Linked DNA regions of Homo sapiens: region 1 is linked to region 2. The links are chromatin loops, found by intact Hi-C in ENCODE. Cell type or tissue: CD4-positive, alpha-beta T cell. All regions are shown on one strand. Links, peaks and the distances in the headings refer to the core of each region. The heading gives the core; the rest is flanking DNA. Region 1 has its middle 38 kb from the start of LMNTD1. Region 2 has its middle 13 kb from the start of MIR4302.

Region 1 (5,390 bases), core at 339-5,338, 270 kb after region 2:
AGGTAAATCAGGGATTTCTTCTTGGTTTGGACCCATTGCTGGTGAGCTAGAGTAATTTTTAGGTGGTGTTAAAGAACCTCATTTTGTCGTATTACCAGAGTTGGTTTTCTGGTTCCTTCTCATTTGGGTAGGCTGTGTCTTTGGGAAGGCCTAGGGCTCAAGGCTGTTCAGATTTTTTTGTCCCATGGGATGGTCCCTTAATATAGTACTCTCCCCTTTTCTTAGGGATATGGCTTCCTGAGAGCTGATCTGTAGTGACTGTTATCTCTCTTCTGGATCTAGCCACCCAGCAAATCTACAAGGCTCCAGGCTGGTACTGGGGGTTGTCTGCAGAGAGTCCTGTGATGTAAACCATCTGTGGATCTCTCAGCCATGGATGCCAGCACCTGTTCTGGTGGAGGTGGCAGGGGAGGAAAATGTGCTCTGTAAGGGTCCTTGGCTTTGGTTGCTTAATGCACTATTTTTGTGATGGTTGGCCTCTTGCCAGGATTGGAGCTTTCAGTAGAGCATTAGCTATGGTAGTATGGTGGTGAGTGGGGCCCTAGAACTCCCAGGAGTATATGTCCTTTGTCTTCAGTTACCAGGGTGGGTAGGGAAGGACCATTAGGTGGGGGCAGGGTGAGGCATGTCTGAGCTCAGACTCTTCTTGGGCGGGTCTTACTGCAGCTGCTGTGGGGGGTGGGGGGTGAGATTCTCCGGTTAATGGAGTTGTGTTCCTAGGCGGATTATGACTGCCTTTACTATGTCATGCAGGTTGTCATGGAAGTGGGGAAAAGCTGGCAGTCACAGGCCTCACTAAGCTCCCACACAACCCAAAGGGCTGGTTTCACTCCCACTGTGGCCCACCCCCTACAACAGCACCAAGTCTGTTTTCAGGCAGTGGGCGAACAGGGCTGAGAACTTGCCCCAGGCTACCCACTTACCAGCTGCAAAACCAAGTAGGACGTTTGTTCTTCCCAGGCCTGTGGAGTCTGCACACTGAATTCATATCTTTCTCCAAGTCCTGGCCAGGAGACTTCTCAATCAGTTCAAACTGTTACAAAGTTCAGCTAGAGGTTTCCTGCTCCCTGTGGCCTTTTTCCAGTGCCTCTGACTGCCCCCCGCCCCAAGGACCCTGTGAGGCAGGGCAGAAATGGCTTGCCAGGGGACCCAGTGAGTCCACAGGGCTTTTCCCGCTGCTTCCTCTACCCTGTATTTTGTTTGGCTCTCTAAATTGATTCAACTCCAGGTAAGGTCAGAATTTTCTGCCATAATCTAGACCTTCAGGTTCCCTAGTGGGGGTGTTCCAGGGCAAATGATCTCCCTTTCCCACTTCCAAAGTTTGGGCACTCACAGTATTTGGGGTGTCTCCTGACTCCTGCAGGAGCAATCTGCTTCCTTCAGAGGGTCTGTGGGTTCTCTTGGCTTTCCTAATGTATGCCTGCAGTCATTCTGGAGCAATAGTTCACGATGCAAGCCTCCACGTGCTGCTCTGTCCATTCAACTGGGAGCTGCAATCTAGTTCTGCCTCCTGTCCACCATGATCCTCTCCTTCTGATACCATGTTTTTCTGCATGATGTTGATCCTTGTAGATATTCTTCAGTGTCTGGGCACTCAAGACTTAGGTGTTCCTTGGAATCCTCTCACTCTGGGCTTGTTTGTACCTGTCCTTCTTGGGAAGGCTTTCTAGATATTCAAGAGAACTTAGGCGTTATAATTTAAGTTGTATCTGCTTTAGAAGGCACCACAAACCCAATAACTCTGTGGTTCTTGCAGACTCATAGAGGTACTACTTTAATGGCCTTGGACAAGATCTGGAAGAATTATCTGGGTTACCAGGCAGATTATTGTTCTCTTCCCTCACTTTCTCCCAAATAAATAGAGTCTCTCTCTCTCTCTCTCTCTCTCTCTCTCTCTCTCTCTCTCTCTCTGTTCTGAGCTATTAGGAGCTGGAGGTTGTGTGACAGAAGCACCCCTGTGGCCACCACCACTACAAGTGTGCTGGGTCAGACCTGAAGCCAGTACACAGCTGAGTCTTGCCTAAGGCTTGCTGTTACCACTCCCTGGCTATGCCCTATGTTTGCTAAAGGCCCCAGAGCTTTATAAAAGCAGGTGGTAAGGCCAGCCAGGCCTGTGTCCTTCCCTTCAGGGTGACAAGTTCCCCCAGGCCCTGGGCATGTCCAGGGGTGCCGTCCAGGAGCCAGGGACTAGAATCAAAAATCTTAGAAGTCTATCCAGTGTTTTGTTATATTGTTCTGCAGCTGAGATGGCACTCAAACCACAAGACACAGTCCTTCCCCCTCTTCCATCCCCTTTCCAAAGGCAGAGGAGCCTCACCCTGTGGCCACCACCACCACAGGCCCACATGGAGTACTGCTGCTAAAGCCCAAGGGCTCTTCAGCCACCTTGTGGTGAATGCTGCCTGCCAGTGCAGTGCTAGTGGTGGTAGCCACAGGGGTACTTGTGTTATACCACTCCCAGGTGGCTCAGAACAGAGTGAGAGACTCCATTCATTTGGGAAAAGTAAGGGAAGAAAACAAGGATCTTTGCCTGGTAACCCACTCTGGCCTAGGGCAGGTCCAGAAATGCCATCCAAGAGCCATGTCCTGAAATCTGGGACCCCAAGAGCCTGCTTTGTGCTGTACCCTGCTGTGGCCAAGCTAGTACCTAAGGTACAAGACAAAGTCTCCTTTGCTTTTCCCTTCACTTTTCTCAAGTAAAGGAGTCTCACTCTGTAGCCAATGCAGCATGTGCTAAGCCTTAACTGTAGCCAGCCAGTGTTAGAGTCTTACTCAAGGCCCTCAACATAGTACCTGGGTATTGCTGCTGGTTATTCAGGACCCAAGGGCTCTTCAGTTAGCAAATGATGAATTTTTCCAGGATTAGGTCCCTCCCTTCAATACAGCAGATTCCCTTCTCGTCCAGGGTCCTCCCTTTCCTGGAGCTAAGTCCTGGAAAGGGGGCCTCACAACTCTTACTGGTGCTCTATCCTGTTGTGGGCTGAGCTGCCTATCACAGCTCTATCCTGCTGTGGCTGACGTTCAAGATGCCAGACAAAGTCCTCCATACTCTTCCCTCTCCTCTCCTCAAGCTGAGGCAAGGGGTCTGTTTTTAAGCCACAAGCTATGCAGCCTGGGGCTAAGGAAGGGTTGATGCTAGCACCCCCTTAGACACCTCGCTGGTTTCTCAGTAGGTCACATGACCCCCTAGTCCACTGGCTCTGGGACCAGTCCAGCACTAGGACTCACCTAGGAGTTGCAGTCCTTGTGGCCTAGACTGTCTTTCAAGTTTATTAAGGGCCCCAGAGCACTTTAGCCTGCAGTGGCAAGGCTTTGGGAAACTCAAGTTCGGACTGCTGAGATGGGAAATTCCTCTCTGGCTAGGCTACTTTAATTGCTCTCTCCATGGTGGGCATCAATAGAGATGGTCCTTTTTTTTCTGTTATAATAAGGCAGCAGTGAGTTCAGTGCCTCACAATTGCTGTGATCTCCTTCTCCCACGCACACTGAAACACTCTCCTCACCACACTGCTGCTGCCAGGAAGTGGGGGACGGTTGGTGTCAGTGACTAAAGACTGTTTATCCTACCTTTTCAGTGGCTCTTTTGGCAATATGAAGTTAGAACCAAGTATTGTGTGTACTCAGCTGATTTTTGGTTCTTATAGAGGTGCTTCTTTTGTGTATAGCATGTAGATAGTTGTTAAACTGGTGTCTTTGTAGGGGGCATGATTGGTGGAAACTTCTCTTCCACTGTCTTGCTCTGCCCCTTCTCTGGGTTTGTAATTCCCACAAATGTGCCAACTCCCTGTACCTAGTAAACTGGGTGAGACAGGTGGTGGCTACTTCAAGCTCAGCCTTGGTGGATAATTCTTTTTCTGCGAATGCAGATACTCACAGAGTAACTGGTTCTAAGAGATCTACACAATGAATAATTAAGTTTTACCATCTACACTCTCTTCAGCCTAGTTTATAGACAAGAAAGCATTTTTATAGTTATTCTGTGGAGAATATTTGTGCCATGAAGATTTTAAATCTCATCATCCCTTCCTGGAAATTTGGCTGGTCTGGAGCATCAAAACAATAATCAAATTCCTAATTTTTAATGTAAAAAGTATAAAATGAAATAGATAACATATTGAGAAAAGTATACATAAAGTATATGTAATTTAAAAATAAGTAAAATGAACAAACTCATGCCTACCACCCAGCTTAAGAAACAAAACAAATACAGCATTAACTATGTCTTGAAGTCACCTGTGTCTCCCTCCATCCCCAATCCCAGCCCCTATAAAAGGCAATCTCAGCCATTATCCTGAATTTTCTATTTATCAATTCCTTGCTTTCCTTTGCAGTTTTACCACTGTTGTATGTATCCCTAACGTGCATATATGTGTGTGCCTATAATTTTGTAAGTTTTTAACTTTATGTAAAATACATCATATTTTTCCCAATAATTTGTTTTCTTTAACATGTTTATGAGATTCATTCATGTAGGTGTGTGTGGCTCTAATTGATTTCTGACTGTTATATACATAGACATTTTATTCTTTTTCCAACTGATGAACATTTGGGTTGTTTCCAGAACTTTGCTATAATAAATGATGTTGCTATGAACGTCATTGTACATGTACCTTGGACAGTAATGGCTGGGTTATGGGTACCTATGTCTCCAGCTCTGTTAGATAATCCCTAGTTGTTTTCTAATTCGGTTTCTAGCAATGTAAGAATTTCTGTTCCTCTATACCCTTACTAAGACTTAATGTTGTCTTATTGTGACTTTTAAAACATATTTTATGAGTATTAAATAGTATCTCATTGTGATTTTAATTTGAATTTCCCTGGCTACTAATAATGTTGAGCATATTTCTTATATTTAATGAACATTGAGTTCTGATTTTTTTCCCATTTTCTTCTGAGTATTTGACTTTTACTTATTGATATATAGGCTTTCCTCCCTTTTTAATTGTGAAATAATTTGCAAAAATACATAAAACATCTATGTACAGTTTAATAAATAATTTAAAGGAAATAGCTGTGTAAGGACAACCTAAGACAAGAAATAAATATTTCCAGGACCTCAGAAACCCCACGTTTTGCTAATTCAATCCCATCTTTTGCTCTAGAAGGAATCATTACCTTGATTTTTTTTTGACAATCAATTCTTTGCTTTTTTGATAGTTTTACTATGTATGCATCCCTGAACAATATAGTTTAATGTGGTCTATTTTGAACTGTATGTTATTTTTATACTTTTGGCTTTTACTTCTTTACATCAATATTATACTTGTGAAAGCATGATTTCATAGCTCATCTTGAAGTGTCCAGAATTTGTGGTCTATCTTATTTTAGCCCTACAGCTTGGCCTATAACTCAGATTTACATGGGATTATCTGAGTTGAAATTTAAATAAA
Region 2 (5,390 bases), core at 293-5,292:
CAGATAATCTGCTCTCCTCGGCCTCCCAAAGTGCTGGGATTACAGGCATGAGTCACTGCGCCTGGACTGCAAATTTTTTTTATTGCTCATGCTCTGTCCCTCTGGAAATCGTTAAACATTTTTTCCAGTGGAGAAAGCTTGTTATCTCCATTTCTTCATGAATTATTGAAAAAATGAGATGACTAACACTGCGGGTGTCAGTTCCATGCTAGGATGACATACATGCAATCCATTGTGACCTCTAGGTAAAGGTTAACTCAACCCTGACAAAATTAGGAAATATAGTCAAAGTGGGAAAAATACAAAACAATTTGATTAAGCTTTGCTTTCTCTAAATAAATGAGATTTTATGCATAGGAGCTAGAGTGATTCACAGGCATCCATATTTGTTTGTTGTACTCAAAATTGTAATTAAAATATTTATTTTGGAAAAAACTGAAGAAATATTATATAGAAATAAAATGACTCACAACATATTCAATGGCAGACCATATCTGTCCATTGATCATAATACTTGTGTATGGTTTGGAGATAAATACACACACACACATATAATGGAAGATAAGAAAATTGGACATTATGCTTTGAGTTATATGTATTTTAACCATTTTTTTTGAGAATATAAAAATTGGTGGGTGTAGCAGGTTTGGAATTGGTACATTTGTTTTTCATATTATTGGGAAAATAGAGTAAGATATTGTGAGAAAATACTTATAACCTACACATACTACATTCAACACAAAAGAATATGTACAAATTAATAAGAAAAAACCTCATTGTAAAACAGGCAAAATATACTGTTGCATGAAAGAATGCCCAATCTCAATTGTAATCAGTGAAATACAAATTTAAACAATAATAAAATAATATGTTTCCCATTGAATTGGCAACAAAAAGGTATAATGCCCTTGTTAGTTGTGAGGTTATGGGAACATAAGTGCTACTGATGGAAGTATAAAACAATATTGCTTTTTAGAGAACAATTTGAGAGTATATTAAAATTTTAAATGTATATATCCTTTAACCTCACAATTGGACTTACAGAATTTATCCTGTAATATATTCATACACATGCACAAATATATATGTATATCAATGTTCCTTGCAGTCTTGTTCATGATACCAAAAAAGGCTATATCTGAATGTTCATTTTTAAGGCAATGATTATAAAAATTATGGTTTTATAGACTGTTATGAATTCATTAATCAGATAACTTTCTATTGGGGACCATATAATTTATTGTCCAAAAGAAGTTACTTTTAATAGTGAAAGATGGCACTATGAATAATTGGATAAACCTGAAAATACGATCACTGAACTCGGTATGCACTGATGTGGAAAACTGTTCAATGCACATTGTTAGGTAAAGAGAGTACTTTACCAGATATGTATGTAAAATTTTAATCTTCCAATACTAAAACTCTACAGGTGCATCTTTGTGTAAATGGATAGAAAGAGGTACACAAAATACATGGCAAACTGCTAACTTTTGTTATTGTGGGGAAGAGAGTGGAATTGGTGAGAAGGTTGAAGGTAAATTTGTTCTTTTAAACTCAATCTATGTCTGTAGTAATTGATTTTTTTAAACAATAAGCAATCATTTATGTATTACAAAATGAAGTAGAAATATAAACCTTCCAAAACTAAAGAGCGTGAAAAAAGTCTTTAGAAACATTACCCAGTAATTTGGTTTTGTTAATTGTGGTGATTGCTTTGGCTGACACGGTCATCTTCAAGTGAAGCCTCGAAGATGTTTAACTATAAAACTGAAGGCAATGGAATCACTCTCAGCAAAAACCTTTCTCTATAGTAATGAACAAAGAGCATTTTGTTGCTACCGGATATAATTGAAAGTTGCAGTTTTGAATAAGCACACATTCTCTGTTATGCTAAAGAATTTAATACGGCTTGATAGTCATTAAGGATCAGGTGAAGATTGGCTATAAATTAATTTTCTTAGAAAACATGCCCTGATTATAGTGCTTTATACAAAAGTCTGTGTTGATGGAAACAGTTCAGACTATATCTGACTTTGCCAGAGGCTTCCTGGTGGAAAAAACAATAACTGGCTGCAGGGTTCTTTCCATGGTAATGATTTTGTTTGTCAATCGGTGAGGTCTTGGAACACCATGTTTGCATGACTGATGGTCACACTGAAATAGCAATTTATTCACTGGGCAAATAGTCACTGAGTTTCTACCATGTGCCTGACACTGTTCTAGGTACTAGAGACACAGCAAAACATCAAAATCTTCTGCCATTGTAGGACTTGCTTTCTAGTTGTGGATAGAAAATAGACAAGAGAAGTAAAATAGTAAGTCTGTTAGATTGTGGTGAGTGTTAAGAAAAATATAAGCTGTGAAGAGAGTACTGAGAGTGGGAAGAATATTTTATTTTTTAGTAAAGTGATAAGGGAAGGAAAAGACCTGAATTGAGGGAGGTGAGGGGACAAGCCAGGAAGATAACTTGGGAAAACAAGAAGAGCAAGTGCTCAAAGTCCGAGCGAGCTTCCCCCGAGTCTTTGAGGTTCAGAAGGAGATGAGCGTGGCTGCCCTGAAATGAGTGACGGGGAAAGAGTAGAAGGAATTGAATTGAGGTCAGAGAGTTGGGAGTCTGCTCTCGGTCTTGTGGGTCATTGTAAAGACTGACTTTTACTCAGAGCAAGATGGGGAGAACGGAAGAATTTTGAGGAAGAGTGAGATGATTTGACTTACATTTTAGGAGGATCATTCTTCAAGCTCTTTACTCTACCAGCTGCTCTCATCCATTTAAGAAGTTGACTCACCAGGGATCAGACTGACCATTACATTATTTTAAAGCATGTACTTCCAGGTAGCAGTTGATAAAAGATACGTTTTAAAATGCACATAACATAGAGATCTTAATTTAGGATAACCACAAATGAAAATAACATTAGACAACATTTTCCTAGTCCATGGAACCAGAAAGCTAACAGGTTTATATTCACATGTCTTATATTAGAAGGAAAAATTCAGAAAAATTGGCATGTTGGATAGAAATGGAGAGAGATTAATTCTCTTAAATCCACCTCCTTGGTTCATGACATCATTTCTTCCCTGGAGGACTGAGGTAATCTCCTCCTAACTGGTTCAGACGCTTTGAACCAAACTTCCCTTCTGCCAATACCATAGTTAAGGTATTGGTTTTTTTCTAAAGCACTACAACAAGCTTCCTCTAACCTGTCTTTCTGCCTGCTTTCTTGCTTTGCCTTTGATATATTTTCAGTTGTGTTATCAGAGAACGTTTTCTTTTATAGAAATGCAGAGTGTTCAAGTTAACGTCAAACTCCTTAGGATGACGCAGAGGTGTAACGCTCTCACCTGGTCCTGCCCAACTTATCTAGTCTGCTCATCTCATTTCGCAATGTCTGTACCTATCTGTGAAGAACCACGTACAACTTCCTCAATGTGCTGTGGTTTCCCTTGATCTCATGCTGTTGCACATGCTACTTTCTTGGTTAATTTCTACCTGTCATCCGAGACTCAGTCCAGGTGCTACCACTTTTCAGAAGCCAGAGTTACCTGCCTTTCCTATATATAACCACAGCACATTTTGCAATTATTATAACTGCTGGTTTACTCCATTGGCTTATAAGTTATTTGAAGAGAGAATCTTAATATTATTCACCTTTGTATTTCCAAGACCTAACATATGGTAGATGATAAATAAATTATCCGTAGAGGAGATAAACAAAGTAACATAAAGAAAGTAAGTAGAGGAGACTGGTCTGTAATATAAACATCAACGCTGTCCTGGATTGTAAACCATAGACAGAAATGGAATAAAGATGCTAACAACTGACTGAAGTCCTATGAGGCAAAAGAAACTGGGTCAGCTCTCTCTCTTGCCTGTAATTGATCAGCTGCTTTTAAAAATATATATCTTGCAAGTATATTAAGCAGAACTTGCAAGTTATGGCTCTTTTACCATCATTGCCCCTGGTGTTTCAAATGAAGATTTTTACAACATATGCATTTGTTAGATCTGCATATTTATGGGTTTTTTCCTTAAAATTCCAAAACTTTTGAAGGTATCAGAGTAACCTCTTGATAGTTAGACAAGAATAAGAATTGCGCATCTAACTCATAACTGTTGTGACATTGATTTAAAGTCTTCCAGTCAGTTGTCCTGGGATTCCAGTGCAGGCTTGCAAAGGAGTCATAAAAGTGCTTCTTTTTGTGACAGTCAAAGTCTATGACAGTTAAATGGAGTTGGGCATAGGGATAACAAAATGCGTTCACTTAATTTAACAAATATTTGACCAGCTATAATGGTCAGGTGCTGACCTAGATCTTGGTGATATAATTTTAAATTAAAAAGTTCTCTGCCCCAGATCGTTTGTATTAGAATGTCTCCTCTTTCCATTCTGTAAATGAGTGTGATGGTAGAAATGATATAATCAAACTATTCAACAGGTTTAATTTGCTCTTGAAAATGACAGAGAAGTGGAAGAAATCTGAAAACTTAGCTTTCTGTCACACCCCTGACAATTTCCTGGACAGCCCAAACTGAACCAAAAAAAAACTTCACTCAGACTAGTTCCTCCCCTGAGGGTGCTTCCTCATGAAACAGAGACCTACTTATTTTCAACACAACATTTTACAATTCTGCTTTGCCTGAATTCCTTCTCCCATATATAGGTTTTGGTGTCATGTTGGAATTTCTAGACAGTCTACAAAATTTATTTAAAAATTTTTCTTGAATTCGGCCACTTTATAGTTGTGTTACAAAATTTAAAAAGAGAGTGATACTACTTCAGCTCATAGAGTGACAGATTGAGGACATATTAAACCTCTTCGTTTACGTTGGACTTAATGAGAAACTCAAGGCATTGAATAACAAATCACTTTTGCAATCAACTTGTAGGGTAAATTGAATAGTTTCTTAGTGGTAATAAGGAATCATATGTTTCACTGTGGCCATTATTCCTTTGGCATTTATAAATCTCTAGTGTAAGTATCCATCCACAGTAGCCAGTTGCTAGTTCACCACCATAGCAGTAACTGAAATTTGCAGACCATGTGTTAAATTAGTGAATGGGTCCAATGATTTGGACAATTCAGTTGGAGGTGTCTGAAGTGTCATATTGATTTTAGCCTTCTAATTTCCAGGGAGGATTTGGTGGGTGAGATATTGCCAAAAAAGGTTGAAAAGAATGATTCAGAACTAGGGTCATGAACAGCAAGTGAGCTGGAACTGGTATTCTTGACCCAAAGGACAACCTTAGATCACATTGTAATATATTTTTTTCTATTACTATTTTCTGTTAGGTTTTAAAGTTATTCCATTTCTATTACTAATGTTTTCTATTTCTATTACAATATATTTTCCCATTACTAGCCCGTTAAGACAGATCAATGGATTAAAA

The links. Hi-C counts contacts between places; a loop is a spot of excess contacts. Peaks named below come from ENCODE experiments on the same cell type or tissue, not always from the same donor. Only the 100,000 strongest peaks of a DNase experiment are listed, where the experiment ranks them.
Region 1: a loop joins it to region 2, with 22 times the contacts of the local background. A loop is called at or near these places in 1 of 110 quality-filtered maps.

Annotation. Positions count from the first base shown.
Region 1 is chr12:25,588,333-25,593,722 of GRCh38, reverse strand. It overlaps a transcript of LMNTD1 not described here. Among named protein-coding and RNA genes, the nearest start is that of LMNTD1, 38 kb to the right of the region's middle. In CD4-positive, alpha-beta T cell, for the core only: no CTCF peak of the experiment used is centred there; no DNase peak of the experiment used is centred there.
Region 2 is chr12:25,858,118-25,863,507 of GRCh38, reverse strand. No RefSeq gene overlaps it. Among named protein-coding and RNA genes, the nearest start is that of MIR4302, 13 kb to the left of the region's middle. In CD4-positive, alpha-beta T cell, for the core only: no CTCF peak of the experiment used is centred there; a DNase peak (open chromatin) is centred at 3,367.